Regions from separate parts of the Homo sapiens genome. Here region 1 is linked to region 2. Evidence: read pairs that join two places in POLR2A ChIA-PET (ENCODE). Cell type or tissue: OCI-LY7. All regions are shown on one strand. Links, peaks and the distances in the headings refer to the core of each region. The heading gives the core; the rest is flanking DNA. Region 1 has its middle 26 kb from the start of LINC02332. Region 2 overlaps TRD-AS1 (TRD antisense RNA 1).

Region 1 (15,376 bases), core at 4,589-9,588, 99 kb before region 2:
TCAGACAAGGCCCTGCCTCTGTGAAACCCTACAATTACAGAGAAAAAAGTCACAATAATTTCCATAGAATTTTTGAAAGATGGGAGGAAACAGAGACCATGCTGTCTACTTCAGAGATATGAAAACTGAGGCTCAGGGAGGTCATGGCCTGCGCCACAGTCCTGAGCTGGGGCAGGAACTCAGTACTTGGTTCCCTAGCAGGTGGGCACTGTCAACACTCAGCTTATCTCACACTGGGTTTGAGGGTCACTTAGCAAAGAGCTGTGTGGCTCCACCAAACTCAGGGTGGGAGTAAAGGGCTGGGGCCCCTCCACTGCTGTGCACTGACCATCAGCACGGTCTTGGACAGATGCTAGACCCTGGCATCAGGTCCCTCTGCAACATGAGCAAGATGTCCCCACGGTCCCCTCCAGCTCTCACTTTTGTGGTCCTTTGTTCAATCTGAAATCCAGCCTCAGGGAAGATCAGGGGCAGCTTACATGAGAATGGGAGTGTGGTCAGTGGAGATGCAGAGAAGGGGAGAGTGAAAGAAACCAGGGACAGGCAAAGATTTGGGACAGTGGCCGCCTAAGGTTCTTCGATATAGCACTGATGAATGGCATGTCCTTCCCCCGCTCCCATGGAAATATGATAAGAGGCTCTCCAGCACAGGGTAGGGATGGGGGTGGCTGTGGCCATTTGTGCAGGAGGATCCCAGCTCACTTACTTGGTATGACCACCACTTGGTTCCCCTTCCCAAAAGCGAGTCTGTTGTTCCCATAGTCACACTGTGTAAGTGTATTACAAAAACCTCCTGGTTTTGCCCACCCCTTCTCTGAAGACACATCCCCTTCACAGTAGCTCTAAGATCTGGAAACCCTGAAAGGCGGATGCTAAAGTTTTCCTTGTAATGGGTGGTATGAAGACTTGAAGGAACCTCCCTAAAGGGTATAAACAGCACCAGACCCCACTGCTACCTGTTGGCCTTCATTTTCCTCATCACAGCTATCAATAAACACAGCTTTGGCTATTTCTCCTTTGGGAAAAACAGAATCTTCATAAAACTTCATGAAAAACATTGTATCCTACATAGGCTGGATGGGTGTGAGTATTTCTAAAGATACCAGAGAGCAGGCGGGCATTTTCCTACTTCATCTGCCATGCCTGAGAAGAAGGTACCATTTTCCTAGTGACATGTGCAAAAATGTATTTTTCACCTTGCCATAAATGCACACTGTGCTGGAGCACATGCTAAAGACATGCCTCGGCATGACTCAGAGTCACTCCATCCTCTTGGGGCTGAGTGAGAGTCTTGGGTGACTCACGCCTGACTCATTCCTGTTTCTGTCCTCACCCCCGCTCAAGGATGCTAACTGCCAAGGGGGCTTTTGTCCTCAAGAAAGTCAAAGATCTCAGCACAGAACAGACTCAATTCCGTTTCCAGAAACATATTTGGGGGAATCATGTGTGTTCTCTGCCAAAGAATGCGGCTGTGCATGGTCATACCTGTCCTGTCTCCAGCCCTCAGGAAACCCACCCCCCTATCTTGGCACATACACATATAAATTGTTGTTAGACTTTTTATTATGAGTGCTTAGTTTCTCTGATAAGACTGGAAGTTCTTGAGATCAGAAGCCTAAGATAGCTTAGGGTTTTAAAAATTCTTTTCTTTGTTTCTTTCTTTTAAAACCAATGATGATTCCCTGGTTTGTTGATGATACTCAATAATCATTTACTGAATTGAACTGACTTTTACTGTGCATAATTATTGGGACAGGGAGGCCAGTTTTGGGAGAGGTTAAAAGCTAAGTATACTCTGGGTAAATGTGAGCTGCAAAATCTAAGTGCTTAGGCAAGGAAAAACCAAGGAAGCATTTCTAAGAGAGATAATAAGAAGGCGGTATAAAAACCAAAACATCGTGAGGTTCATATGACCCTCAGCAGAGAGGTGGGAACTGACGAACAAATAAGAAACTTGACTCAAAGGAAATTCAAATATTTCCCTCCTGATATCTTGACAATAATTCTCCTTAAAGGTAAAAATAATAATATGGCAGAAAATGTATATTTGAAATTAGCAGCATTGTTATGATTAATAAGAACAAAATAGTAGTAATAATAATCTATTATAGACCAGAATAATTATATCCATATATGCCCAATATTGAGGATAGGGCTACACATTTCTGCAGATTTGACTTACTTGGACTGACCAGAAGTCAGGTGCCAGTTCCAAATACAAGTTTCTGAAAGCCTGTGTTCACACTCTGACATAACTCTGTACAAAATGGGACCCTGTCACTGGGCCATAGCCTAGGATTGCCAAGTCACATGCAAGTTAGTTACTAAGGGTGTTTCTATGTCTGCATGCATGTACCAAAGTGGTAGGAGGCATCTAATCTTACTATTTAACCTTAATTTTCCTAAGACCATTGGAAGATGACAACAAATCAGATAGAACCCAACTGAAGATTCTGCTTTGTATACCTTGGGTTATATAAAAATGTCACTAATATTCAAGTTAAAAAAGTTATTAATATAATTACAGAGTTTCAGTTCTAGATAGGACCTAGGGAAGTTTTATCCATCCACACTTAACTGTTTGTTATTATACATGTTTCTTGCAAGAGTGATGCCCATGGATACTGTACAGTGCAACATTATTATTGCCAATGTATCTTCTAATTTAACTGGCAGACAAAACTATGTCCCCTTCCCCCTAAAAAGAAAAAAATCAATGAAAACAGATGTTCTTCAACTGTAATATAAATCAGGTTATTTCATGGAACTTACTTGCTTTAACAAATAGTCTTGTTCCTGCTCCAAAGATAGTTTTGAAGCCTCCAGTATTTCCCACAGTGATTTGCACTGCGACAAAATGGGCCATTTCCTTCTCCTTCCATTTTTACACCACAGCTGGGGAGCAGGTCTAGGGAGCCTATACTAAGGTGCTAGTAATAAGGAGGACATTTTTATACTCCCCTTGTAAAACCTATTTGTTTTTCCTGTTTATGAGCATAACTCACACTTCCTACCTATCAGAAGTTTAGTTCACCAAACAGCAGTCACAGAATATGGCCCCAGGACCAGGATCTCCAGGTTCTAGTCCCAGCCCTAGTTCGCACTGACCTTAGACAATTCAGCCAACCTCTCTGGGTCTTAATTTCCTTATTGGGAAAATAAAGAGGGGTGAACTAGATATTTTGAGGCTGTCTCTCAGAGCTAAAGTTCTATGTGCAAAGTGCCTTCACCCTGCATTTCTCTATAACTCACAAAGGAGTCAGGCTCTTGTAGATCAGTTATATTGGTGGCTGGTCTGCCTGGGGAAAATACAAGAAACAGCGAAGGAAAGGGACAGTCAGAACAAGGGAGTGGCTGCAGCCAGCTCCCCTCTCTTTTCTCCCTATTGGGGTAAATGCTCCCAGCAACTCTGTACTTTGTTTTGTCATTGAAAGGGGAGGAGAACTCTTTAGACACTTGGGGCATCCATGTCAAGATTTCCCGAAGCACCCTCTCTAACTCACAGCAATATCTAAAGTAGAAAAGATAAATTCCAAGCATTTCACCAGTCACTGTGATTGGCATCACCTCTCATTTCTAAGTAAACTAGAGCACAAGCTCTACGACATCATGCAGTAGAAAGAGCAGGGCTTTCAGGTGTGGTGGCGCATGCCTGTAACCCCAGCTACTTGGGAGGCTGAGGCAGGAGAATCGAATCGCTTGAACCTGGGAGGCAGAGGCTGCAGTGAGCTGAGACTGCACTGCACTCCAGCCTGGGTGACAGAGCAAGACTCTGTCTCAGAAATAAATAAATAAATAAATAAAATAAAATAAAATAAAAGAAAGAGCAGGGCTTTTTAGTCAGGCAGGCAGACCCAAGTTTAAATTTAGGCCCTTTACTTACTAGCTTTGGGATCTTGGGCACTTCCTTCTCTGAGCCTCAGTTTCTTCTTTTGTAAAATAAGATACTTCCCCTTACCTCACAGAGTTATTTCAGATGAACAATTCTACATGTCATGCATCTAGCATCGTATCTAAACATGGTAGGGACTGAGATGGTGGTTATTATTTCTATGTTAAGTTAGGTTGTTGATTAACAGGGCTATTTCCTGAGGGTCATAGAATTTGTTTATGAAATACTCACAAGATTCCATACTCTCGAGTCCTATAAACTCTCGGGTGGTATAATAGCGAAATCCCAGAACAACAGATTTTGAGGGCTTTGACCCCCTCATCCACTGGAGGAGTCTGAGGTGCAGAGAGGGGCAATGACTCGTTCCAATATCACACATCCAGTTGGGACCAAATCAAACCTAGAACTCTGGACCGAAACAAGAAGCCCTGGGTTCCTTTCTCTGTACTTCACTGACTCTTCTTGGATGATGTTTAGCATAAGGGGGCACAATCTCTGGAATGAATTGGGAGTGGTTTTTTTGGGGCATGGCTAAAATGACCTTGAATACCCTCTTCTAAATGCACCACTGAGTCCATGGCAGTGGAAGTAGAAAGGATCTATTTGATCATGACGGTGCAATTTTCTGCTCTTCTAGCTCTTTTCTTCCATTGAGCATCGTTTAGCTTAATACTAGTATTAAAAACTCTCACGTTGAAGAGAGCTGAAAATCTCATATCTTGGAAAAAGTCTTAGTGGTTAGCTAAATTCCACCCTAACGAAAGCATGCTTATATAGCCTTTGAATACTTTCACTAATTTATCTGGATGTCACAATTCTTAATGCTTCAGTAATAGATTAAAAATAAGATACAATGACAAAAATTACATCACCTTTTCTTCCACTTATTGTCACCAGAATACATTTTGTAATTACCATAGAATCTCATACTTACTGAGTTCCACTTTTAGCTGAGTGCCTGTCCCAAAGGTGAGTTTGTTTCCTCCTCCCGTGAGTATCACAGTGTTTGATGCCTCACAATAAACTCCCTTTTGTCACTTCACCCCTCTTCTTGATGTGCTCTAATGAGTTAGAAAACACTCAAGCTTTAAAATAGCTATTGAGTTACTCCTAGGAGAAAAAAGTGCCCCAAATGGGATACATTCATAGACTTTTTGTACTAAGAGGCCAGAGAGGCCATTGGACCCACTTCCCCATTTACAGATAAAGAAACTGAGGCTTAGAGGCAAGAGATCTGGTCTAAGTTACATTGCTAGTTGGCAGCAGAGACCAAAACATGGCTCTATTTGAATCCCAATCTAGCATTTCTTCCTCCCCACTACACGCTCAAATGTACTGTGTCATTTGCTTAATTTTCTTCTTCCCTTTGGCCTGGAAACCTGATTTCTTTGGGTGTTTAACTTCAATTAAGCAAGAATTTATCAAGTATTTACTTTTGTAAAAGGACCATATCAGACACTTCATGGAATATTAGAGACTGTCTATTCTCAAGGATCTTTTGGTTCAAATAGGCAGATATTCTCAGTAAGAAAAGATTTCTGTAGCTGCATAGGTCACAGATTGTCTAAGATTCCACAGCTAAATTTGGGATATGGAGGGTTAGAGGAATGTGAAGGGTGCCCGGGGAGAGACCACAGTCTAGGCTTTAAACAGGAAGTGAGTCTATTTCTGGAAAAACCACGTTTGTCCTAATTGTCTAGGGTATTACTCCCTTCTCCATCCTGACCTAGTGAATTAGTTCTACTGTTATTTCCAACTCTTCTATTAGCTATTTTCATTTTTAAATGAAGAGTCCATGGAGGCTCAATCTTAAATTCACAGAACATTGATAATAAAACAAGGATGATGAAATCCATGAGGATAACACGCAATACATATGGAAGCCTTAAACCAGATAGGGGGAAAACATGGGTGGGATGGGGTCAACATGTACCTGGAGAGACTAGAAGCATAGTCCCCTTCCCAAAGGTGAGGGTGCTGTATCCTGAATTCACACTATAGCAAATCCCCATACAAAAATGATTTGCAGTGTTAGGTATTTCAACCCATGATCTACTTAGGGAAAAGGAAAGAAAACCTTCATTTATGAGCCAAATGGATTAATAATCTGCATATATTCCACTACCTCATTTGGGCTTCAACTGTGCCATGAGCTTAAATATTATCCTCATTTTACAAATGAGGGATAGGTGATCTGAGGCTGAGCAGGTTGGGCCAGCACTGCTAACAAAGATGTAAGTATCCTGGATCCACAAGACACTTTGGCAGAGGATGGATAAATCTTAGGAGGAGCTTTCAGAGAAGAATCCTCTTCCTTGTTCCTTCTAGAGAGGGATTACAGCTATATTAGGGTTCTTTTGCTAGAACCAGACATCAGAACTCTAGTAACAGTGCTCCTAAAAAACTCCAGCTCATTTTGCATTATACAATCATTTCCTGAGACATGAAGACATTTTACCCTCAATCTTTCTGTTGCCTCTCTGACACCTTACTTACCAGGCCTGACCAGCAGTCTGGTCCCACTCCCGAAGATCAATTTATAGCTGCTATCCATCCCACAGTGTTTCTTAGTCAGTCAAAAACACCCAGAAGCCCACACATCCTTTTCATACCTAAGACCTAGAGATATGGCCTTTTCACCTACAAGGAGATACGGGTTACATTTTCACTTCCTTTTTACACAGGCCATTTGACTCAAATTTGGGGTATTTACTGCATATCACTTGAAATGAAGTTTCTACCTGCCCAACTCTCTGGGTCTGTCGCCATCAAATTCATGATTTTCAACTCCATTTATCCAACAGATGTAGCTAGCCCTTCTTTCATTTCCATTACAGTTATCAATTTTTAGATTCCTGACATAGTGTCACCCCTAATTTTAACTTCAATCAATCTGAAACTTCACGGAATAGCATTCAGATCATCATGAGTGGCAGCTTCCTGCTCCCCCGAGTCAACTCATTTTAGAAGCTCAGTGACTCAGTGGTAGCCTTGTTACTTACCTGAGTCCTATCCAGCCCCCAGAACCAAGCATCCCTCTGATTAAAGGACACCCACTCTGCTTTAAGCTTGGTAAAAAGTACCACTTGTCTTCTCTTTAGTTCTTTTCTTTGCAAATCTACTGTTTTCCATTGGCTTCACAGGCAATGTCTTAGTTTTTTTTGATATTAAGAAGAAACACACACTGGACAAAACAATACTAAGAACATGCTAAAGGATGTTCTTATACAATCCTTTTCAGTCTCCTGAAACAGCCAGAAAAGAGCAGGCCCATAATATCTCTTTATGTGCTCCAAATGTTACGGTCTGAGAGAAGACAACACAAGGAAGAGGAAAGCATAGGAAATTGGACTCACTTGGGATGACTTGGAGCTTTGTTCCAGTTCCAAAGGTAACTTTCTGGTAACCCCCAGAATTCACACTGTAATGCCTGCCTTTACAAAATGACTTCCCTTCCCCTGCCCTTTTCATTTGGGTAGCATTTGAGCCACTATATTTCAGTAGAAGAGAAAGTGCTTTTTACCAATGCCTAGGGCTACAGATCACATGTAAATGGCTATTTCACTAAGAACCTACAAATTCTCATGTTAAAAGAATTCTAAATCTGACATAGTTTTTTTTTGTTCTATAAACAAATAATATTTTACATGTGGATAGCATTTAAGAATTTACAAAATACTTTCACATATATTAGCTTATCTTTAAAATAAATATATACACCTATTATGTACCCACAAAATTAAAACAAAAAATCTGAGGTGATATTAAATGTTTTCATTTTATAGATAAAGATACTGTGGCCCAGATTCACTAATCAAGCCAGGTCAGCAGAACTGGAAGTGCTCAGCCAGACTTTCTGCCTTTTTCTTTAGGATCAACTCTCTAGGCTCTTTCAGTCTGTTGCGTTTGGTTCATCCACATGGCTATTTTTTTTCACAGCTAGCTCTTCTATCCTCTGTGCCATTACTTTAACATTTCTTCCTTCATTGGAATCCACTTAAGTCTGCATAAACCATTAATTTCTTGACACTTGGGCCTTCCAAATACTGCAGTAAGTTTAGTGGGTCTCAGTAGCCACATTAAGCCTCCTACTTTAGTGACATATTGCCTACTTACCAGGTTTTACTGATAATCTTGTCCCACTCCCAAAGATGAATGTGCTATAAATCACAGCACTGTGCTGCCTGACAAAAATGACCGAGTTACCTTGATAATAGATTAATGTGGTTAGCATGCAGCTATCCTCCCTCATGGGAGCTCTGGCTGGGATTCCCCCTTTTTGATACTGGAATAAAGACTAAGCCATGGAATTAAGCCTGAGAAAGCCTCTTTTCAGGGCACCATAGTGGTACAATAGATGTAGTGGAAAGCCTGAGAACAGTCCAAGTGATATTCTCTAGACAACTCTGAAACTTATTTCTTTCGAGGAGATTTACATAATTTCACCAAGTAATCTTGTTTTACTAGCCAAAGGATAGCAGCTCTGACCCCCATTTTTACCTAGGAATCAACACCTGTACATAATCTCGTTTTACCACTGTTTAGCAAATTGCTCATATCCTTGTAGATAATCTTTCTTTCTTCTATCAATTAAAATTTTTTTAAGAGCATGGAATAGGACAGGGGCTATGGTTGGAGTATTAGGGGTGAGAGACAACATCCAATTTTCCCATGTGTTTAAATGGCTTTCCTCATCAAATGTCAATATTCCTTAACTCAAAGAAATAGGAGGCATTTGGTCACCTGTGCAATATATGACTACAGGATAAGTACAAGCACTATGATCAATAATTATCAGGTACTTACTGGAACTCACTGATAAGGTGGTTCCCTTCCCAAAGATCAGAGCAGTTCCTGCCTGGTTGGCACAGTGAAATGAGGCCCTGCAAATACCTCATGTACCTGCTCACTCAAATCCACCTTGGATATAACTATAAATGATGGAAATTTGCAAAAATCTCAGTAGGTTTTAGTATTTGGGTATGAAATAGCAAAGCTCTGTAATTTCATGAAAAAGAGCGGCAGTTGGTGCTAAGTCCTTTATTCACTCAGTAACTGTTCACTGAACACCTCCGATGTGTAAAGACATTGTGCCGGCACTAGGGATACGGTGAGAGCCACTTAGACACTGTCCCCGTCCTCCTGGTGTCTACGGTCTAGAAGAAGGCAAACAATAAATACACAGATAGTATAATGTTAAGTGATGAAAGTGTGTGAATTAAAATCAGGCTAAATAACAGGGTAGAGAGCAGCCAGGCAGTGGCTGTGTTTGATGGCTTGTTAGATTGGCTGGGTAAGACAGGCCTCTCTGAGGTGATGTCTAAAGTGAAGTCTAGGCATGGAGGAATTAATCATCATCCCTTTTGCGATAAATGGAGGGGCTGAAAGAGCAGATCCTGGATCCGAGTCACACAGAGTGTCCACATGGACACTTAGATCATGTCTTCTCCCTGCTGAAGTGTTAGATGTAAAACTAACCATGTAAATTCCTGGTTAGAAAAGGTAAAGTAAGACCGATTTTCTCTCTTCTCTCAGAGTGACTTTGGGATGTTATCTGGGCACCTGGAAGCTTTGGCCCTGGCCATGGAGGGCACTGAGGTTGCAGGGGGCTGCCAGCTGCAAGAGAAAGTGTTCGCATTTCAGAGCAGACTTCTCTGATGCAACTGACCACTGGGCTAAGGAGACGTCTTCCATACTGCTTCTCTGTTAAGCTTCCATTCTGCTTCCCTGTTAACAATGCAAACTGCTACCTGGCAGAAGTGAGGATGGAGAAGGCATGAAGAATGCTCTGCTCCCCATGCAATATGGATAAATCGAGAACATTTGGCAGTCCACTTAGATTTCCAAAAAAGCTTATTACTTGTCTCAAAAACTAATCAATTAAGAATTCATTAGTAATAATACTTACTAAGATCCACCTTTAACATGGTCCCCCTTGCAAAGAGCAGCTTCTGGCCATCTGAAAACCCACAGTGATCTATTGTACCACAAAAACCAAAGGATGCTTCATTTCCAAGCAGAGTACTTCTCCCAGGGTTCTTTTGCTTGGTTGAAACCTAATCTAACACTAAGCACATATTTAGCTAAACTCACGAAAAATTTTAAGCTCACGCACTCTTTGGAATGGTGGGAAACTTCAGAGACCATTTACTGTAAGCTCTCAACTTCACACATTTCTCTCCTGAGTGACCTCAGGTTTCTGAAGATCTCCAGGGAAGGTCTTGTTCACCAATTCTCATGTTCCTTTTTTTTCTTATAATTAGAGAGGTCCACCTTATATCCAAACCTAACCATTTCTCTGCCATGGCCAAAGTCCATTAAACTTGTTCACCTTTAAGTTTACCCTCAAATGAAATTTTGCATAAAATCTAACTATTAAAAATCATGAGGCCGGGCGCGGTGGCTCACGCCTGTAATCCCAGCACTTTGGGAGGCCGAGGCGGGCGGATCACGAGGTCAGGAGATCGAGACCATCCCGGCTAAAACGGTGAAACCTCGTCTCTACTAAAAATACAAAAAATTAGCCGGGCGTAGTGGCGGGCGCCTGTGGTCCCAGCTACTTGGGAGGCTGAGGCAGGAGAATGGCGTGAACCCGGGAGGCGGAGCTTGCAGTGAGCCGAGATCCCGCCACTGCACTCCAGCCTGGGCGACAGAGCGAGACTCCGTCTCAAAAAAAAAAAAAAAAAAAAAAAAAAATCATGAATCATTTGACCACCCATCTTTTTCAAGGAGATTTCACATATATTATCTCATCTGAATTTCATAGCATCCTTTGAAGTAGTCAAGGCTGGAATAATAATCTCCACATTTTAGGTTAACTGAGGCTGGGAGAGCTTGGTGATCTTCTCATGGCTGCCTAGTGAGTGAGTGGCTGAGCCGGGGTCCATACTGTTTTTTGGCTTCTAGTTGAATGCCTTAATGATTTATTTTGCACACGTTCATGTATTGATCATATTACCTTGCCTTTCAAGTATGCCTCCTTTCTTATTCTCTCCCTCAATGAAAGAGACAATACCATCAACAAAACAATAATCCCCCAAAAGAAAACCCTCCAGCTCAATTCCTTTTCAGAGCAGCGACTTTTTAATCCTCACACACTTTCTGTGAACCGGAAGATAATGGTTACCAATATTTCAGTTACATTAATTGGGAAAAATGAGGGCCAGAGGAAATAAATCAGAATAATGGTTATAGAGGCTGCAGGCTGGTACAGACAGCAATATTTTGAACCTTAGAAATTGTAAGTCCTTGCTCTGCTATTGTAACCATATTCAAATCAACTACTCTGAATAGACAGAAACGCCACGTCCAAGTTCCTCTGCCTCTTGGGAAAATCAGTTAAGAAATGTGAAGAAATAAGAAAAGTACCTTTTACTATGTGCCTTCTCTTAAGAAAATAGATTCTAGAAAATGTCAAGATGACAATATCCTTTATCCATGCTGAATTTGTACATAAGTGCATGTTTATGCATAAGAGCAACATGAAACATTTTAAAGACAAGTTTGAGACATTAATTTGGGCCAATACGGCACATTGAATTGCAAATTGATGACAAGGCTCAATTGTGGGTCAAGCCCCAGTACTCACTTGGTTTAACTAGCACCCTGGTTCCTCCTCCAAAAGTTAGCTTGTTGCCTGCAGCTTTGATCACACAATGATTTAAGGCCCAGCAAAAACCACAGGGACCAAGAAAATAACACTCAGTTGGTGCTCAACAAAGGACATTTTCTATGGTCTTGGAAAAGTGGAGGGTTTGCAATGTGCAGGGTAATCCTATCTCCTAGCACTGTATCCTCTTCATAGAGCTGGAATGCTTGCAAGTGGGCACATATTTGGGTCTAAGCCCTTCACATAGTTATTGTCTACTCTGCTTTGGGAATTCGGATCTTGCTCTGTGAATAAGGATAATATTAATAGCTCTCAACCATAACCTCATTCAGGGGCCCACTTGGCCATTTTTGTCTCACAAAGGCAATTTTCTCTGAAAACAGAAAGCCCTGTAAGCTCCAGGGAGTCTTCAGAGTAAGGCTATTCATACATTCAGAATGGAAATGCTGAATGAACACACTCATATACATGCATGCACTTGCTAACAGGGTTTCTGTATTCAATCGAGTGCCCAGGAAAGGCCCCAAAGAGAGGACGAGTACTTCAGTCCTAGGTCCTCCCAGCTGCCATATCCACTGGATACTGCGGATCAACTTTACTTTCTCAGTGAAAGTTTCAGACCCAGACTCCCTCCAGCTACTCTAGAGCCCATCCATCGGTGAGGCTAAGTGCTGAGGAAGCATGGAAACAGGCTTCTTGGGGAAAGTTTACAGAGAACCACGGAGAGGCCATTCTCAATAAGAAAGAGTGCAGCGACAGATGGAGCCTCTGACAGGGAGACGGCCAAGAGTCACAGGACCCAAGAAAAACACACCTTAGAAAGCTGGTCTAGTTTGCTTGCCCATTCTGGGTGGAGGGCCATGTCCTTCACCAAATATTGTGGGTGGACCAGAGCAGGTGTTTTAGGATGCTCACATGTTTTAGTGGGACCTCCCTTCTTTGCCTTTGGTGGGGACCATCAAGTTCTCTCTGATTCCTGGGTTCCTAAAAGGGACTTTCCATCGCCTTTGTCTCCCTCTGCTTCCTCGTCCTAATCTACCTAGGGACTGGGGTCCTCCAGGAGGGGAAGTACACATATCTCTTTAGTTTCAAGACTAAAGGAGTTAATTCATCTCCCCTTTTAATTTCTCCACAGTAATATTTTCCTGGAATAGAAAGCGACTCACTCACCAGGCCAGACAGTCAACTGAGTTCCTCTTCCAAAGTATAGCCTCCCCAGGGTTGAGCCTCTGTCGGCACAATGCTGGTCCCCTTTACATGAACCCAGCCCTAATGTTTCCCATCCCCTCTCCCCTCAGCTTTGGAGTACAGGGTTGAAAATTTGCCTCCATCCTCCTTAAGCATCTGTAAGTCTTCTTCTTGTGCAGACAGCAGTCTAAGCTAGACAGTCAGTCCTCAGATGCTATATCTCCAGGGACAAGTGATCTGTGGTAACAATAGTCTTTCTACCTTCAGAGTTCCCTCCCATCAGAAAGCAATTACACATCCTTTTGAGTGTGTTTAAATTGGAAGAAACTTTGCTCCCCTGGCCCTATTTTCGAGTACAAAAGGCTGCTCACTTACTTGGAGTGACATTATGTTTGGATCCCTTTCCAAAGGTGAAATTGTAAAATCTTTGATAGCCACATCTGTCCTCTGCAAAATCACCTCATTTCCTTCATTCAACCTCTGAGCCTCCCTTAAGACATTCCCTTTATCTCTTCCTTCTTTTTTTCCTCCTTGATGTCTCCTATTGTTTTCTCATTTACTGCACTGGGAAATCATACCCCACCATCTTCTAGGTGTAAAAATCCCAAGTAGGCTTTAGCTTATGAATAATTTGATGAATTATTTCTTTGGCTATCAAAATAGTAAAAATAGAAGAAACAAGTCTGAGCTCACCTATTAATCCTCCAGGCTTGAGTCATGGGATCTTAGCATTTAGATTTGAAAGGGAGCCCAGAGGTGATTCAATCTAATAGCTAAAATGGCATAGAAGTGCCTTCTGCAACATCTCATGGTTAACCTTAGGGGTCTGGCATGAAGATATCTAAGGAAGAAAAGTTCCATACTTCACAAAGCAGCCTTTCCACTGCAGGGCAGTTCCACTTGTTCAACAATGTTTGAGGGGAGGTTGGGGCACATCTTGCACCTGCTCGTTTTGATTTGGCCTCCACACTCACCCCTTACCTGGTCTACATCGTAGTTCTTCAAATATTTGAAAGGAGTTAACTCTCTCACTTAGAGACCTGAGATAATTTCAGATAATTAGCTCAGTTTTTATCTGACCACAAAGACTGCGCCACCAACAAATGTACCATTGTGAAGTCATGCCTTAGGAGGAGCTGTTCTGAGGTGACAGAGAAGGCGAGGGAGACGTGTGAGGTAGAAAAATTATGGTTCTAACACAAACTGGGAAAGCTCTTAGAATTTAGTTCTTGACATTGCACTTCCTAGGTGAAATTGCTGAAAAACCTACCCACCATTTTGCTTAAAATTATTCTGGACTTTTCTTTCTTACTTACTTGCTCTTACAGTTACTGTGGTTCCGGCTCCAAAGCTGAGCTTGTAGTCGTTAGAACCACAGTGCGAGGTCGCCCTACACAAACCTCACCAAGACCATGGTTAAGAGAGTGGGCTAGGGGACAGGCAGGCCAGGCTCTTAATCTAGCTCTGCCCCTCATCTGCGGTGAGCCCTTGGGTAACTATTTCAACCTCTTTGCTTTAGTTTTACCTTTCACACTGTTTCCTCATCTGTGGAAGCGGAGATAGGTAATATCTATCCCAGAGGGTTGTTAGGAGGGTCAGATGAGTCAAGGTATGAAAGGTGCTTTGCATATTGCGAATGTTGAAGAAATGTTAGTTATTAGAGTATTTTCAAGAGGATCTAATTCTTTTCATCTTTAAATAATACATATAATTTTAATTTGTCATGTCTCCTCTCTGAAATCCTGGACATTCAGGGGTGCTTTAAATTATATCCAAATGCTCTTTTGTTCAGTAGCAACAGTTAAAATTTGGGCATTTTCCTTATAAAGAATAGCACCTTGAGAACATTGGCAGTTTCAGCATGTCTACTCGATCATGAGATTTGTTTACTACATATCTGTTCAAGTGACATATGAATAAGGACTAATAAAATATCATGGGTGGGGACCCAAAATGCAAAATAAAAGAACTGAAATACAGACTGAAAAGAAGAATTTAGCATAATGTGTTGGTAACTTTTTCTTCTAGGCAACTATAACTTACTTGGTTTTACATTGAGTTTGGTCCCAGATCCAAAGTAAAATTTGTTGAAGTTGTACACCATGTTTATTGGCATTACAAAAAATCCCCTGGCACTTCCTAAAAAGGAGACTTGTTATCCAGAGATGACTAACCAAATTAGACCAAGACTAACCCAACCCTACCAGTTCTTTGCTAATTCCCTGGAAAATTTGAGAACCAAAGTGAGGAATGAGCAGGGAAGGCACATTCATTATCAGAGACAGGCAAGATAAGGGCAACTGGTTTTCTTCAGTGGTTTTATTGATTTCTTTTCTTTAGTTTTCTGCTTGGGTTCATTCTTGTGTCCTCTGTGCTCAATGCACACAATATTTGAAACAGGACACTGCAAGTAAATGTTCTTTACCTTTCTCTTTTCCTAATTATAAATGAAAATTCCCCTCAGGTAGACTTAACTAAGGGGAAAATTCATATTCTGCATTTAGCTCCAGGGTGATCTGGAAGCTTCTCTCTGAGACTCTGTATCTGAATCTGGGTTGCACTTGACAACTAGACCTGAGCTTTTCTTAAGGACACCCCGAGCAACGCCAGCTGACCAGTGGTGCTCTGTATGTATGATCTAATAAGATCACTATAGCCTCTCTGTGACAGTACCTACATTATACAAC
Region 2 (15,376 bases), core at 6,415-11,414:
TCCCCTCTACTGCACTTTTTTCCTGCCTTTTCATGACATTGATTATTGGTGGGACTGAACCTGTTGTCCAGTGGAATGTCTCACCTGCTGGATTTGTCTAGATGTTTCTTTGTAGAATCCTTTAATTTGCTTTTCTAGCTTCCTGTCTCCTGTTAGAACTAAAAGTTTGATTAGTTTTAGTTTATTTATTTATGTCAGAAATACTGTGTAGGTAATGTTATGCCCTGTGTATTGCATCATGTCAAGATGGACATAATGGCTTGATAAAGATAAGTGATCATTAGAATAAGATGGCTACAGACATCTTCACAAAGTTACACATTCCCATTACAGCCAGCAAGTAATATGAGACTTTAAAATGTTTTAAAACTTTTTTTTTCTTTTGGCTTGAAATTTTTTTTTTGCATGATTTCTTTGTGTGAAGCAGGAAGCTAGTCATATTTTTTCTTTCTGTAACTGTGAATGCCTACACAGTTTTGTCTGCTATGCAAAAAGAAATGTTGTAAACTCATCAATGTTGAAAAAGTAATACCTAAAGAATATTCACTTTTAGAAAGCAAGTAATCTAAGAATGTTATGTTCCATTTCTGCACTAAAAATGAGAATTTCATTCAAGGTGTTATTTCTGTGAATTGTTTCTATTCCCTGAAAATGGGCTTCTTTGATTTTATTTGATTTATTCTGTCCTTGAAGCCATAAATTCAGTTACTTTGTACAACCTAGGGATGAGGCCTAGGCATAGTTTCCTTCACCTGTGCATTGTTTTTGCTCTCCTAGACTTAAAAAGAGCAACTGGATGTGGTGTGCTGATTGGTGATTGTAATTCAAGAGAAGGGACTAATCCCCATGCTCTTGAATCAAACTCACATAGGGTCAAGAGAAGAGTGAAGGAGAACACAGGCCTTCTAAGCTGTCAGATCTATGATATTAACACTGGTTGATTTGAAGTGAACAGAAAAATGGTTTAGTTCCAAGGAGATATATTTCAAGAATACATAGTTCACTTGGGTGAAGATAGGTTATGCCTTTGCTCTGGGGTGAAGGGACTGCTTGGTGGCATTAGTTAGAGAGGGAGATTCTTTTATTCTCCATAATATTCCTAGTCGCACTAAGTCTGTCACTATCTGTAGACACCAGCTCAGGATTCATCTCCTCCAAAAGCCTTTCTCTGCTGACTTTATCCAACAAAAACTGTCCCTCCCGGCATCTGTTTACCTACTTGTGACTTTCTAGTAACTAGGGTCTTATTTGGAGGAGTGCACTTTTCATCACATCACTGGGCCATTTGGCCTATGCTACCTACTAACAACCTTCATGCCACTGCTACTCCCTTATTCGACAGTTTTCTCATCAGAACAAGGCACATGACCTGTTAGATTTGGGAATTCAACGTCAGAATTTCACCTTGGGGATCTGCTTCCAGATGGTCCTTAGACCAATGGTCTAAGGTCTTTGGTCATTGGTCTTTCTAAAGACCAGTGGTCTTTAGAAACACATTATTTTAAAAAGTTGGGACTTTGCAAGCATGCTGTATTCCAATGAAATGAATTCAATTCACAACAAACACTTTTTTGAACACTTGCTTTGCACTGGACATTAAGTTCTTTAAAGGAAGGGATTATGTAAGTTAGTTAGATTTGGGTTCAACTTCTTGGTTCATCATATAGCTAGTGTGTAGCCTACTATACAGGTTCTCAGTCACGATCAGTCCCAATTCCTTTACTCTTCCATTATATTCTTTTTTACAGTGCCACGGGTATATTTAGTAAACATTGAAATGTGTGGTTGGAATTGTTCATCACTGATGTTTTTGGTGATATTTGTTTATGTTCTGAAGCTATTGCTGTAGACCAACATGGAGTAAACAGAAAATAATTGGGACACAGGGGCAATAAAACTCATATATTATTTTCCCATGACACTCAGAGGACTCTTCCCAATGCTGAGACATACATAGCGGGTCACGGCTGGGTGTTTTTGGACAAAGGCTTAATGCACTCCAACCTGTGTGGTAGGAAGGCACAATGAAACACATCAGTATAAAAACCCTCTTCTTCCTTTTTCCCTTTCCTTGGCACTTTGCCATCACCACCCGCTGCCATCCACAATACCCCTGAAACTCCTTTCACCAATGCTGTTTTTGTGGTTAAATGCTGTAAAACTCAGACACAAAATTATTATAATTACACAAATCAATAAGTAAAACACCATCAACCTAAAAAACAAATGGGTGAAGGACAAATGAAGAAAGTTAATCATTGATTATCAGACTTGAAAAAGGATTTTAACCCTCTAGTAATAAAACTGTAAAGTATTAACAAACCATTTTTTGCATGGATATTTAATTAAAGCTTTTGCTCAAAATGTTGACACTCCCAATGTGGGCAAGATGTTGGTAAAAATATAAATTGTTTGATTTTTATTGGAAGCCATTTGGTTAATGTCAAAAGAGTAAAAGTATTCGTTTGAGTGACTATTTCCACTTTGGGGAATTTACTGTGAAAAAATACTATATCTATTTGAACATGGAGTAAGGTTCATGATCCTCAGAGAAGAAGAAATCCCTTATATTTGATTCCTTACAATAATTATGAAAAACAGTATTACCATACTTTCACTTAATTATTTGGCTTTGAACAGTTAAGTACAGTTTAGTGAGGACACATTGGAATGATCTCAATCAATGCTAGCTCATGGATGCTTATGGCAGTCAGCTGATAGAATTAGTTAAAAAGATGACTAAGTAGTTTAACAGAAACGTAGTAACTATTTTTTGGGTCTTCCAGTGCCTTCAAGACTGCAAGTGTTTGATATTGTTTAAACAAATCTATCAAAGTAAATGTTTTGTTGTGGAGATCATGAATATTCACTTACAGGATAAATGGCAAAACAATGATTCTAATATTATGTGAGTATGTATTGTGTCTCAAAGTAGGTATTAATAATGTGCCATCATTGAAACAATTTAAAATTATGTTTCTAAATCTAATGTGCCTCTTAATTTTCAATTTAGCAAAGTGAGTTTCATATACTCTGGAAAAATATTTGAGGATAAAAAAGTGGCTCTAGTGGCAACAAATACATTGATTTGAAATGCCTGTGAAGAATTTAAAGTTATTTTATGAATTATTAAAAGGAAATAGCAGTATTCAAAATTGATATATTATTTTATATAATATGTAATTTTAAAATATGTGTGTTTAACTGTATTAATACATTAAAACATCTAAAGTAGAATTGGCTAATTTCTCTATAACCCTAAAGTTTCATATATTCAAGTTGGACAAAATTCTTAACTTTGAATCTTCTAATTAAGAAAATAGGAGCTTACTTTATTATATGTTTATATATATTTATACAAATATAATTGTATATTTGTATATATACCATTTGTATATCTGCTGTGGTTGCTGCAGTGTTTAGCTTATGGCTATTATTGCTATTAAAATACAATGCTCACCTGTGACCCTCCCTGCCAACCTCAGAAAAGCTAAAGTCTTCCTCCGTTTTCATTACTTAAACTTTAGAATGCATTGATTTCAGGTCACATACTGAAATATTCTTGAGATTGAGTTGTGATGGAAATAGAATGAGGGCATATAAGGAATGGGATGTGGAAGTGGATCCAAATCATCATATACATATATGATGACTTTAAATAATGAAAAAGTTGTAAGTACAGGTGTGTTCATCATAATAATTTTCATAGTAGGAAAAATTTAGAAGTTGCCTAAATGCTCAACCATGAAGAGAACTGATTGAGTAAACTATAATGTAGCTCTAGATACAATATTAACATAGCTTATTAAAATTATTGAATAGGAAAAATATCCAATAGCATGGAAAATTGAATATGTAATGGATACAAATGTGTATATGGAGTATGATTACATATACAGAGTATATGTAATATATGTATATGTAATATACATATATGGAGTATATGTAATACACGATTACATACACAGAGTATATATAATCATATACATACAGTATATAATGAATTCTAGGAGGGAAAGAGCTCACTGAGTTTAGCTCCCAACCAATGTAGACAACCTTCCCAGTGTAGTCATCCACCGAACTCATCCACTGACAAGGATGCTTGTTTCACTGTTGAATGGCTATCAGCTCTTACAAAGCTATTCCTGCTATTGAAATGAAATTTCTTTCCAGGCATCTTTTTTCCTCTATTGGGCCTAATTCTGCTGCAATGCCTTTCCCCATGGTCAGGCTAATGTTCTCTCTGGTTGTCTGCTCCAGCTGGACTTCTCCCTGGACAGAGGAAAAGAAGTGTCCACTGTGGGAGGCTCCAGACTCTCTGTGTATGATCCACACTGAACCTCCAAACAAAGAGAGAACAAACCTCTGTCTTTCATTTTGGGCAGTGTTCCTCAGGCTTGGAAAATTCTGCTGTGGTTGCTGCAGTGTTTAGCTTATGGCTATTATCTTTATGAAAATACAATGCTCACTAGCGACCCTCCCTGCCAATCTCAGAGAAGCTAAAGCCTTCCTCTGTTTTCATGACTCAAACATTAGTACGAATTGATTTCAGGTCATTTCTTGAGATTGAGGTTTGATGGAAATAGAATGAGAACATATGAGGAATGGGATGTGGAGGAGGGCCCAAGAAAATGGCCCAGACAGATGAGGATGGGGAGCCACAGATGACCTACTTCACTGTTTACAATGGGCGGACAGCTAGCAGCTTCCCGAACTATTGCCAAGACTCTGCATCATTCCAGCCACAGTGAAGCACAGTGTGTGTGTGTGTGTGTGTGTGTGTGTGTGTGTGTGTATTCTGCACTAGCACCCCTTGAATTCTCATATTTTCTTTCAGAGCTCCGAAGGAAATACACATTCTAATACTAACGGTGACATTTTCTGAGGAAGTCAGGTTAATATGAATTCACATGATAAATATTCTGCATCCACATCATTATTTTTCTCCTTGCAAAAATGTTTCTCTCCTTGCACTTTGTCCTCTTCCTTCCTATCTTTCTTAGCCTTACTCAGTAGGCAGTGCACATCAGGGACCACTTTCTTGGGGGAAAAAGTTAAAAAGTCTGCACACTTAGGGGTGGCCAGGGTACCATCTGGTACAAATAGTTGCAGTACAAGGACATTCTTGCAAGGCCTGGCACAGACTAGTGATGATATCCTGATAAGCAGAATCCCCATTCACATTGCTCTACATGCAGAGAGGGGCCTATCCAGGGTATGACCATGATGTGGGAGTCACAGTTGGGCAAGGACAGGGTATAGGAAGGCATTATGTCAAAGCTACAGGTAGAGCTGCAGATTTTCCTAGTGTACACGTAAAGTTGTAATGCCAACCTTCCAATAATTCTTTTAACTCTGTCTTAGCCTTCTTATGGCTTAGTAGTAATCTCTTAATTTCCAACATAGTGAATTAAATCCCTGGAGATGCTCGGGAGAAAGTCTCCTAGTCTTTCTCTTTGACAGTTGTTAAATGATTGATGGGATCACACGTATGGGAATATCTAAGAAGCTGATTCTCACGCTGCGTTCTGGTGGAGGCTTCCTGGGTAGTTGGTTGTTGTGACCCACATCTGTTGTAAATTGGCTCAAAGCCTGCAGGTTTTGTTTTCTGAATTGGAAAGGAACTCAAATGTGGGGTGTTAAGGGTACAGGGGACCACAGGATGTGGACATTCTGGTTCTCTGGTGCCTCATAAGGAAGATGCATCTGTTAGATCAAGCAGCTGGTGAGAAGACCAAGTCAGCAGTGGGCACGGGCAGTTTCCCAGCACTCAGGCCCCATCTGTCCCACCACTCTCCACTTTTTTCTTAGAATATGAGCTTCTCCAGGTTTATTAGCCAAGCTGTATAGTTAGATCTGACTGCGGGTGTCAGGGTGATGGTGTAAATACTGCTGAACAAGGAGATCCTTCCTCCATATGTGATGGAGACCAAATGTCTTTGGGTGTGGAAGACAAAGAGTCATGGCAGAATTATCCTAACGCTTCCTGGCAAGCAATTTATCCAGAGAGAGTCATAGTAGGAAGAAAGCTTTTCCATTGTTTTTCCATTAAAATAGAGGTTAGTAAATCTTGGTACAAAATTGTCTCCCCTCTACACAGTCAATTGGCATTGATAGCTGAGTTAATTACTGTATCTAGGAGACAGTCTCAATTTTTATCATTGAATTCTGTGTATGCAGAAGCAATGCACAGGAACTGGGGAAATATATTCAAATGGAAATATAGAGTGATTTAAGACTTGCTTTATACATAGTCTTTGGCATCTTTGTGTTGGAGAGGGGAAGGTTTTCATCTGGAGTCACATTCACTTATGCCACTTTGGGCCTCCACACTAACACAAGAGTGTGTTGGCTTGTACTTGGTTACTTCTGAGTAGATGAGGCTTGCCATAAACCCACTGGAGAATGAGGTATGATATTAGGAAGACAAAAGTAGACTACAGAGTTGGAGTCGTCTAAGGTGACAGTGCTTTTTCTTCCATTGAAGGTGTATGATCTGGATATCTCCCATTTATAGTCCACAGAACTGCTACATTGGAGTCTTTACCCAGGAGCCTCAGAGGACTCAAATATCCTGAAGAATCTAAGATTCAGTTCTGAGCCTTTACAGGAGCAATATGTTGATAGCTCAACCTTTTCCAATAACAAGTCACAGTGATGAAGTAGCTGGACCTGGATTTACGCAGGAACTCCTTAGTCTTTTGGAGCCAGACACTTTTAAGGGTCATAACATCAGTGGAGTTCAGGCTCAGTCTCAAAATGCTGCTCTGAGAAAAATGCTCACAAACGTCGCAAGGTGGTGCTAAATTTCAGACACACATGAGTTTGGGGTGGGACAGAGAAGCAAGCAACAGCAACAACAAAAAAACCCTCCAAAACAGAGTAAGGAGACCCGTTTTACATCACTTTCCTATTGAGATATAAATGGTCTTAGAATGATCATTGTTGGAGGTGTAAGGCTCAGGGTGGGAGAGAGTGGGAGGAGAACTAAGAGGTGGGAAATTTGAAGAGAATCAATACTCTGAGTAGATATCAAAGTATGATTTTAAAAAATATAGGCTCAAGGATTAAGAACAGACTGAGATATTTATAAATAAATGCTGCAGAAAACACCAAGTGAATGACTGGGTATGGAACAATAATATTGAGATCTTTTTTTTTTTTTTTTGAGACTGAGCCTCACTTAGTTGTCCAGGCTGGTCTTGAACCCCTGGCTCAAGCAATCCTCCCACCTCAGCCTTCTGAGTAGATTGAGAGTGTCTTTTGCTGATGTCCTGTTCCAAGGCAGTGCAGGCTTGAGCTCTTTGCTCCTGACAGCTGCCTGGGATAACAGAGAAATGAAGGAGGAAATCTCTTTATAAAGGTTTCTAAAGAAATTAAAAAAATTAACTTGTACATTGACTTTGTAATGGAAGTGAGAACATACAGGAAAGCCCTTTGGGGAGTTAGCTTTAGAAGGGAAATACCGGGAAATACAAGTAAGACAAGGCACTTACAGAAAAAGTAGAAATTTCATGTTTAATAAATGGTCAAATTTAACATAGCTCTGAATATATAATTTTCCATTAGAATATTGGTAACAACATTGCAGTAAACTTGAGTCTGGGTACCCCGCACTGAGTAAAAATGGTAGATTCTATTTTGTGTGAGTTCAGTCAAAGAGACATGGGGGACAATTAGTCCGGTCTCTGCTTCTGTTGTTTAGCAGAGCCTCCAGCCCGGAAGCACACTGAGATGTCTTGTGTTTTTCAGATCTTTAATTTTTGAATGCTGTACTGTACCCAAGGACCTCGCTTTTTTTCACTGTGCATATGCATGATGTGGGACATCCCATATTGGAGACACAGATGACTTATTGAAAGCCCTGCCTAAGACTTAATTAATATCAGCATTTCAAGTAGCTTGCAAGATTGGATTCTGTGGCTATATACTATAGGAATATAGACTTCCTGGTCTTTTTCTTACTGCCTCCAAATATAACCAGATAATCCTCTGTCTGGTTTCTTGGGAGCCACTTGTATCTTACTTTCTTGCAGGAACATTCTAAAGGGTTCCTTCAGAAAACTTGGGAAAGTGTAAGACTAAAGACAAACCACAGCCTGAAGCCTAGGCTGCTGACTTGAGCACAGATGGGAGAATGTTAACAGCCAAGAAATATGAGGTCTTTGGCTCTTTTCCCAGAACTGCCAGGCTAAGACCTTGGCAGAGACTCAACAGGAAACTGAACTCTATTTGCATATCCTTTTATACATGGGAGATTAAAAGCTTCAACCTTGAGTGATCACAGTTTTTGAGAATCATGATGAGGCATTAAAGAAGAGGAGGAGTGTCTCAAGGGAGGTGAGCTGGAGGTGATGCAAGGTAGGTGTGAGGTTAGCCACGACTTTCAATCCCCTTTGATTAATCAAGAGTGTATTTCGTTTAGTTCCTTTTTTCGATTTTATCCTTACTGGGTCACATAAAGGAATCAGCTGCAGGAATCCATACTCCTGTATCTCAGGAATCTTTCAAATTTGTTCTCCTATGTCCCACGGCTTGTTAGTGCTGAAGGAAACTTAGAGACAATCTAATGTGAACTCTTTACTGTACAGATGAGAATCTGAGGTGCAAAGAGGTTAACTGACTTGTCTACAGTCACACACAAAGTGAAGAGTAAGAGTTCTGACACCTGAATGAATTTTTTTCTTTCCAGCAGACTGCTAGCTCTTTTTAGCAGGTGGAAGTTTCCTCAGATCTCAGAAAGCTTCTTTCCAATGTGTGATTTGGCGCAGATATCCTGAACTATCTTTCCTCATCAGAACATGCATTTCTGGCAAGACAGTGGCTCTCATTCCCTGGCTTTTCCCCCCAGTTTCCCTAGATCAGGTCCCTATAATTCTTTAGTGGAAGAAGCCAAAGAACAGGAATTAGGCTATTTATCCTTGGAATTCATTTAGAAAAACTTGGTTTTTCTTGGCCAAGCACTACAGTGAAAACTAACTTCATGTAGACAGCATGGGCCAAATGAGGATGGACAGCTGACTCATCACAGGTCAGTAATTAATATTATAGTTTCCCTTTTAAGGATGGGAGAAGATCTCTGTTCCTAAATGGATGCAAGAATTAAATGTGTCCTAGAGCATCCATAAAGCTGGGTAAGGATGAACTTTCTGAAGACTGAGACTCCTTTGTGCAACTCTTGTCTCAGACATCTGAACCAAGTTTGTTGGAGAAGGTTTGATGTAAAAAATTCATTCATGCAGGGCGTGAGGTCTCATGCCTGTAATCCTGGCACTCTGGGGGGCCGAGGCAGGGGCATCACTTGAGCTCAAGAATTTAAGACCAGCCTGAGTAATATAGGAAGACCTTGTCTCTACAAAAAATTAAAAAATGACCCAGGCATGGTGCTGCACACCTGTAGTCCCAGCTACTTAGGAGGCTGAGGCGAGAGGATCACTTCAGCCCGGGAGGTTGAGGCTGCAATGAGCCATGGTCATGCCTCTGCACTCCGACCTGGGCAATAGAGCGAGACCCGGTCTCAAAAAAAAAAAATTACTCTCCCTGTTACTATTGGTGAAGCTGACATTGACCTGTGTCACCTTCATCTCTGCAAATGAAGGGCAATGAGGGCATCATCTCTTGTTGGGGAGCTAGACCCTCCCAGTGATGGTCTTGCCTTTGGGACCTTCACTATCATTAGTGCAGGGAAAGGATTTAGAGAGGTTGTGTGGGAAGAACATTCCTGAGGAGGTATTTTTATAAAAAATGTGCTGATAGGCACTTTAGATTTCTTGGTTTGGAAAAATGCTGGTGGTCATTGGCCATGTTCTCTCCCATTCTAGCTTTTCTGTCTTTTCTGTCTCCTTCTGTCTGGAGTAGAGGGTGAAACCGCTCTACTGCAGACCATCGGGTGCTGAAAGGAATGGAGTTAGTATTATTGAGCACCTCTGCTTTGTAGTCACTCAGGTACTTACTTGCAATTATTTAATTTGATCATTATGATAACTCTATGCAATTATTATCCTTATTTTGTGGATGAGGGAATAGAGGGTTAGAAAAGTTAAAGCAACATTTTTCAAGGTCACAGAACTATGAAGTGAGGGGTTGTGATTCTATTTTTCTCTGATTCCAGAGCCTATGCTTTTTTCACTACTAAAAGAACTTACTTATAAAAACTCATATGTGTCCGGGCATGGTGGCTCACATCTGTAATCGTAGCACTTTGGAAGGCCAAGGCAGGTGGATCACCTGAGGTCAGGAGTTCGAGACCAGCCTGGCCAACGTGGTGAAACCTCGTCTCTACTAAAAATACAAAAAATAGCTGAGCGTGGTTGTGCCTGCCTGTAATCCCAGCTACTCGGGAGGCTGAGGCAGGAGAATCACTTGAACCTGGGAGGCAGAGGTTGCAGTGAGCTGAGATTGTGCCATTGCACTCCAGCCTGGGCAACAAGAGTGATACTCCGTCTCAAGGAAGAAAAAAAACCAACAAAAACTTATATGCAGTTTATAGCCCAAATTTGTAAACTTGTCCATTTTAAGGTAGGTGAAAGGATCTTGCCAAAGTTAGGGGCAATTTGCAATTCATTGTTTTTAAATTTGACACACATTAATATTTTTGTGAATGATTAAGGCTATTTATTTTTGTATATCGCTTTACCTACCTGGACTGCATTGCCACCTAGAAGGTGGCAGGAGGTAGTTGTCTGGAATGTGGAGAACACTCCGCTGCCATTTTTCTTTCACTTTGGCATGATCACATGGTTTACCCTTTCTGTCTTTTCTTAGCCCTTGACTTCTAGGATATTGGAGGAAAGAGACAGAAGTACAGTATATCACTTTACCTGTCTGCACTATATGTGTGATGTTGGAAAAGTCACTTAATTTCTTCATTCATCAGTTTCTATGTCTTCAACCAAAGAGGTGGAGCCTGATGGTAATTGGTTTCTCATTGCTCTGACACTCTGAGTGTGCATATGTGGGGGTGGACGTCCTCCATACAGAAAGCAAAATGATGGTTTTGATGCTGAGAAATGGACTAGCTATGAACTCAAAGATTTTACATTGATTCTTACTACAGAGGTGGGTTATTGTTATTGTACCAGTTCTCTAATTTCAACGTACAGAGGCAGCTACACTGGCCTTCGTGGTTTTTTTCTGTGTCCTTATTTATGAACTTGGTGCATAAAACCCTTCTTCATTTCCTTAGATGACTGAGGCAGTTAATCCTTTATTGATCACTCACGATTATAACACAGGTGTTATGCAAACACAGTGAGGTCTTTATGCCCGAGGAGGCCTTCGCTGTGACAGAGCTTCTGACAACACACACTCAGGCTGTGTCTCCTTTGTACTGTCCCTGGGGCTGCTGACTTCCCTTCTCACTGCCTCTAAGTAAAACTTCTCACTCCTGTCAGGTGGCAGGTAAAGACAGAAACTGACTCTAGGGCCTACCTTAGGCCGTGTGATCCCAGCACACTCAGAGGTCCTGGAGGGTGAATCCCTAAAGCTGAGCTAGGGATGGTAAAGGCACTCCAGCCTTCTCCATAGTGGCTCCACAGTCCTCAGGTTTCTCTATGATTGGCTTTTTGGAGAAGCCAGAAAAGAAAAACCAAGAACCCCACTGAGGTGAACACATGATTGATTTCAGCTCCACAACTGAGTGAGACAGTTTTTGGGAGGCACATCAACCTGCAGGTATAGATGAGGCTGCAGGTTCTTTTCCGGGGCTGCTAGAGTGGAGTCATCTGGGGACCAGTGAGAGAAATGCATCACTCACTTTGTATTCTTATCCCTGTGGTTGGGGAAGAAACACTCACCAGTCCACAGAATGTGGTCACGTGACTAGGGAGAGACTCAAGGCAAAGGGCTCAAAATGCCATGCCCCATTTTCCGTTTGTCAATAATCAGTGCTGTCATCTTCCTGTTCATGTTGTAAGTTTTGATCTTTTCAGGACTGCTTCCTTGCCAAACCCTCGCGTCCACTCCCCAACACACTTTGTGCTAATTAATGGCATTTCATCGCTTGATTTTGAAAAATGAAAGTGTGAACTACTTGTGAAAGAGCTCTTAGCAAGATAAGAAAGAAAAAATGACTCCTTATCTCCCTAACCTACAGAAAAGCTGGTATGATTATGTCTTAAGAATGTGCATGAAAATGTTATTTCTAACAGAGGGAGTCCAGCAAACATCCACACTCCAAATACTGGGCTCCCTGCCTACACGCAGGCCTTTGCTGAAATGTCACCTTCTTATTGTATCCCTTCTTGACAACCTGATTTAAAATTGTAATTTCTGCAAGCCTGCTGACAACACTCTCTCTCTCCCCGCCTGTTTTACTCCTCTCCATGGCAATTATCTCCATCTGACATATATTTTACTTATTTTATTTTGTGTTTATTTCCACTGAAATATAAGCTCCTGAGATTCTGAGAGCTGTGCTTCCATTGTGTCTAGAAAAGCGTCTGGCACATATGAGGTACTTAATGAATTGTTACTGAGTGAATGCTGCTATATTCTATGAAAGCAACTTTAATTTCCAAAAGACTGTACTTTGGGTTTTTTTTCTTAATAATTTGTTGCCCTAGTAATATATTTAGACTGACATTTCTTTTCTGAAAGTTATAAATACTCATGCAATTTTGTCCTTAAGCCAGAAAGATAATTTAAACTTTCCCTATTCTCCCATATGCATGCAGGTAAAAAGAAAACTTATGACTGTTAGATTTCTTATTTAAACATGGAGTTTGAGAACCTGGCTTTATTTAAATTAATACAAGCAATTGCATGTTGGCTTGACTTCCTTTGCCCTGTCACTGGGTCTTTTTTCTATCAAGTCGAGCATGCTGGGTGGCACACTGTTCCACTGGCTGACTGTTGCCTTGGAGCCTTGCAGCATCCAGGGCACGCCTTCAGAGAATCCCTGCAGTGTTTCATGCACTGGAATGTACGCTGTTACCGCTCATAAACCTATGTGTTTGTGGATGTGTAAATTGCTAAAAAGCCCAAAAAGACCCAGTGGATTCTGTATTCTTGAAGAATACCAAAATCATTTGGTGGCAGTGGTGATAAAGTGAGAGGGAGTTAGGAATCGCCCCTTTGTTTAGGAAACTGTGTTATCGTGGCTTTTCATTGTGAAATAGCATGCCCCAGCCAGTCTGTTTGGAGAGAAGCGTTGCGAAATTCCTTTGTGAAATAAAACAGAAGTGTTTCGCTTTTTCTTTGACAGCCTCAGACTCAGGGCTGGGACCCTTGGGACTCAAAAGAGAGAAAAGGTGGAGAAAAGAGAAAGCTACTATTTTCTTCATTTTGCCCCTGCTAACATCCAATGCACTTAGGAGCCTCGATGTCTGCTCTCCAAGAGTAAGTTATTTGGTGTTCCAGAGTACTCTATAATCAACTCTTCAGAAAATCTTGTTACGGTCAGTAGCATTTTTTTAGTGGGTAGATGAGGCTTGGGGAGAACATCTCAGAAGGCAGAGTCCGCACCAGCCTTGTGCACCACTGTGTCCCTGGCATCCAGCTCAGTGCAGGGTACGTAGCACTCACTCATATGTATTTCATTCCCTCATTCATTTAATACATTTATTGAGTGTCTGTTATGGGCCAAAGTTATTCTAAGTGCTGGAGTTAAAGCAGTGAACAAAACAGACAAAAACTCATCTCTGCCATCAAGGACCTTGTATTCCAGTGGAGAGCCAGACAACAAAATATAAACAAGTAAAATATGTAGCATGCCAAATAGTGATAAATGCTGTGGAGAAAAATTAAGCAGATATGAGAGATGGTATTTACTGAAAGAATGAATAAAGTGCTCTGACAAAAAAAAAAGCTGTATAATCCTATCATTTCAATTAATATTTTAGGGTAATGTGTTGAATTGAAGAGTAGGAAAGGAGCTTTGATTCTGAGTTTGTTCACCTTGTCATTATGGAAAATTTATCATTGAATATGTATTGTTTAAGATACTGCAGTGGACTAAGACCCTAACTAAAGCAGAGACATTTAGTTAGAAATTAATTTCTATTCTTTACACGGTGGCTCCTGCACCTTCATCCACCGCAGTGTTTTCTGGTACCCGTGTGCTCACTTTTGAATGCAGAGAATTGTGGTTGTCAGATCTCAAGCCCCATTGCTGCCTCTGTATAAGTGATAAGTCGATGACAACGGAAGAGACAAACTTGCACACTTTGCTTGACAGCAAAGATATATGTGGGTGGTAAAGTCACCAACTCTATGGACCTGACAGAAACCCAGGGAATTTTTCTAGCTCTCATTATGCCGGCCTTGGACCCCTATGGTTTTCGCTCCAGGCAAGCCCCTGAAAAGGAGAGGAAAAGGCAGTGAATCCATGAGCACCCCGAGGATCTAAGGGAGTCCAACAAGAGACTACCTTTGACAAGCATCAGAAGGAGGGAATATGTGGGCCAGTCTCTCATGTTTCTCATGGTGTACCCTGGGAGAAAAGCTGCTGACCTAGGGGTGGTGCTCAGGAGTGTGAGTGGCAGTGGGCTGGGGAGTAGCTGTCTTCCTTCAGTCAGGGGAGTGAGCCATCTCGGGAGAACAACCTGGAAGCTGAAATTACAATTGGTGTTTTAAAGCAGGGGAGAGGAGGCAGGGGGAAGGAGTTGAAGACCTCCTACTATCCCTTCTTCTGGAAACTGGCCAAGGAGTCAAGAGCAATCTTTGCATGAGCAAAGATGACCAGACTTCACATACCTGTTCCCAGCCATCCTTTACATGAGATGTTGCTATAGGTAAGGTATTTCTTTAGGACATTCCGCAGCTCCCAGCCCAGTATCCCAGCCAGGACAATCAGGCTTCAAGTCAGATCCGGATCCTGGCTCTGCTTCTGTAAGCAAGCTGTCCAGCCTGTCTGAGTCTCAGTATCCTCACTTGCAAAACAGAAAGGATGATAATGACCTCACTGAGTTGTCATAGGATAAGTGAGTCCATACCTGTAAAGTGGCTGCATTTCGTTGGTGCTCAGTAATTTAGTTCACTTTCTTCTCAATTATTCTTCCTTGCAGTTTGCTTTTTCTTATAATAGGTAACATTTATTAAATAGCTACTATAAGCTATGCAATTTATTTACTTTCTATAATTATATATTTTATAACACAGTGAAGGTAGAACTCTTATTATCCCCATTTCACAGATGAAGAGATGCAGATGATTTTAGAAGACAGTGTGAAGCTTGTGTCAGGATCACAAAATCTCAGTTAGAAAACACTTGAGAGGTCATTTGGGACCATTGTTCTGTTGTCCCAGTTTTTTGACAGATGGTCACGGGAGTATCAATTGGAACAGGTTTGGTGGTGAGGGCACAGCCCCTGTTGTCCCTTGGTTCTGACACATCCTGAAGGTGGCTTTCTCTATGGGTCCCCCATCTCCCCAAATT

Evidence for each region. ChIA-PET counts read pairs that join two places held together with the same protein. Peaks named below come from ENCODE experiments on the same cell type or tissue, not always from the same donor. Only the 100,000 strongest peaks of a DNase experiment are listed, where the experiment ranks them.
Region 1: POLR2A ChIA-PET joins it to region 2 with 10 read pairs; 2 of 35 experiments call an interaction of 5 or more read pairs at or near these places.

What each region holds. Positions count from the first base shown.
Region 1 is chr14:22,523,011-22,538,386 of GRCh38, reverse strand. It overlaps TRA, TRAJ21, TRAJ20, TRAJ19, TRAJ18 and TRAJ17, and 10 more genes. Among named protein-coding and RNA genes, the nearest start is that of LINC02332, 26 kb to the left of the region's middle. RefSeq lists an enhancer at 1,041-1,510 and a silencer at 5,212-5,261. In OCI-LY7, for the core only: no CTCF peak of the experiment used is centred there; DNase peaks (open chromatin) are centred at 4,926, 5,130, 6,556 and 6,816; H3K4me3 peaks cover 2,936 bases; H3K27ac peaks cover 3,443 bases.
Region 2 is chr14:22,425,651-22,441,026 of GRCh38, reverse strand. All of the region lies in intron 2 of TRD-AS1 (TRD antisense RNA 1), which reads left to right. It also overlaps TRA, TRD, TRDD1 and TRDD2. Among named protein-coding and RNA genes, the nearest start is that of TRD-AS1, 50 kb to the left of the region's middle. RefSeq lists an enhancer at 7,627-7,686. In OCI-LY7, for the core only: CTCF peaks have their summits at 6,593 and 6,793; DNase peaks (open chromatin) are centred at 6,806, 7,736, 8,316 and 11,306; H3K4me3 peaks cover 4,036 bases; H3K27ac peaks cover 4,958 bases.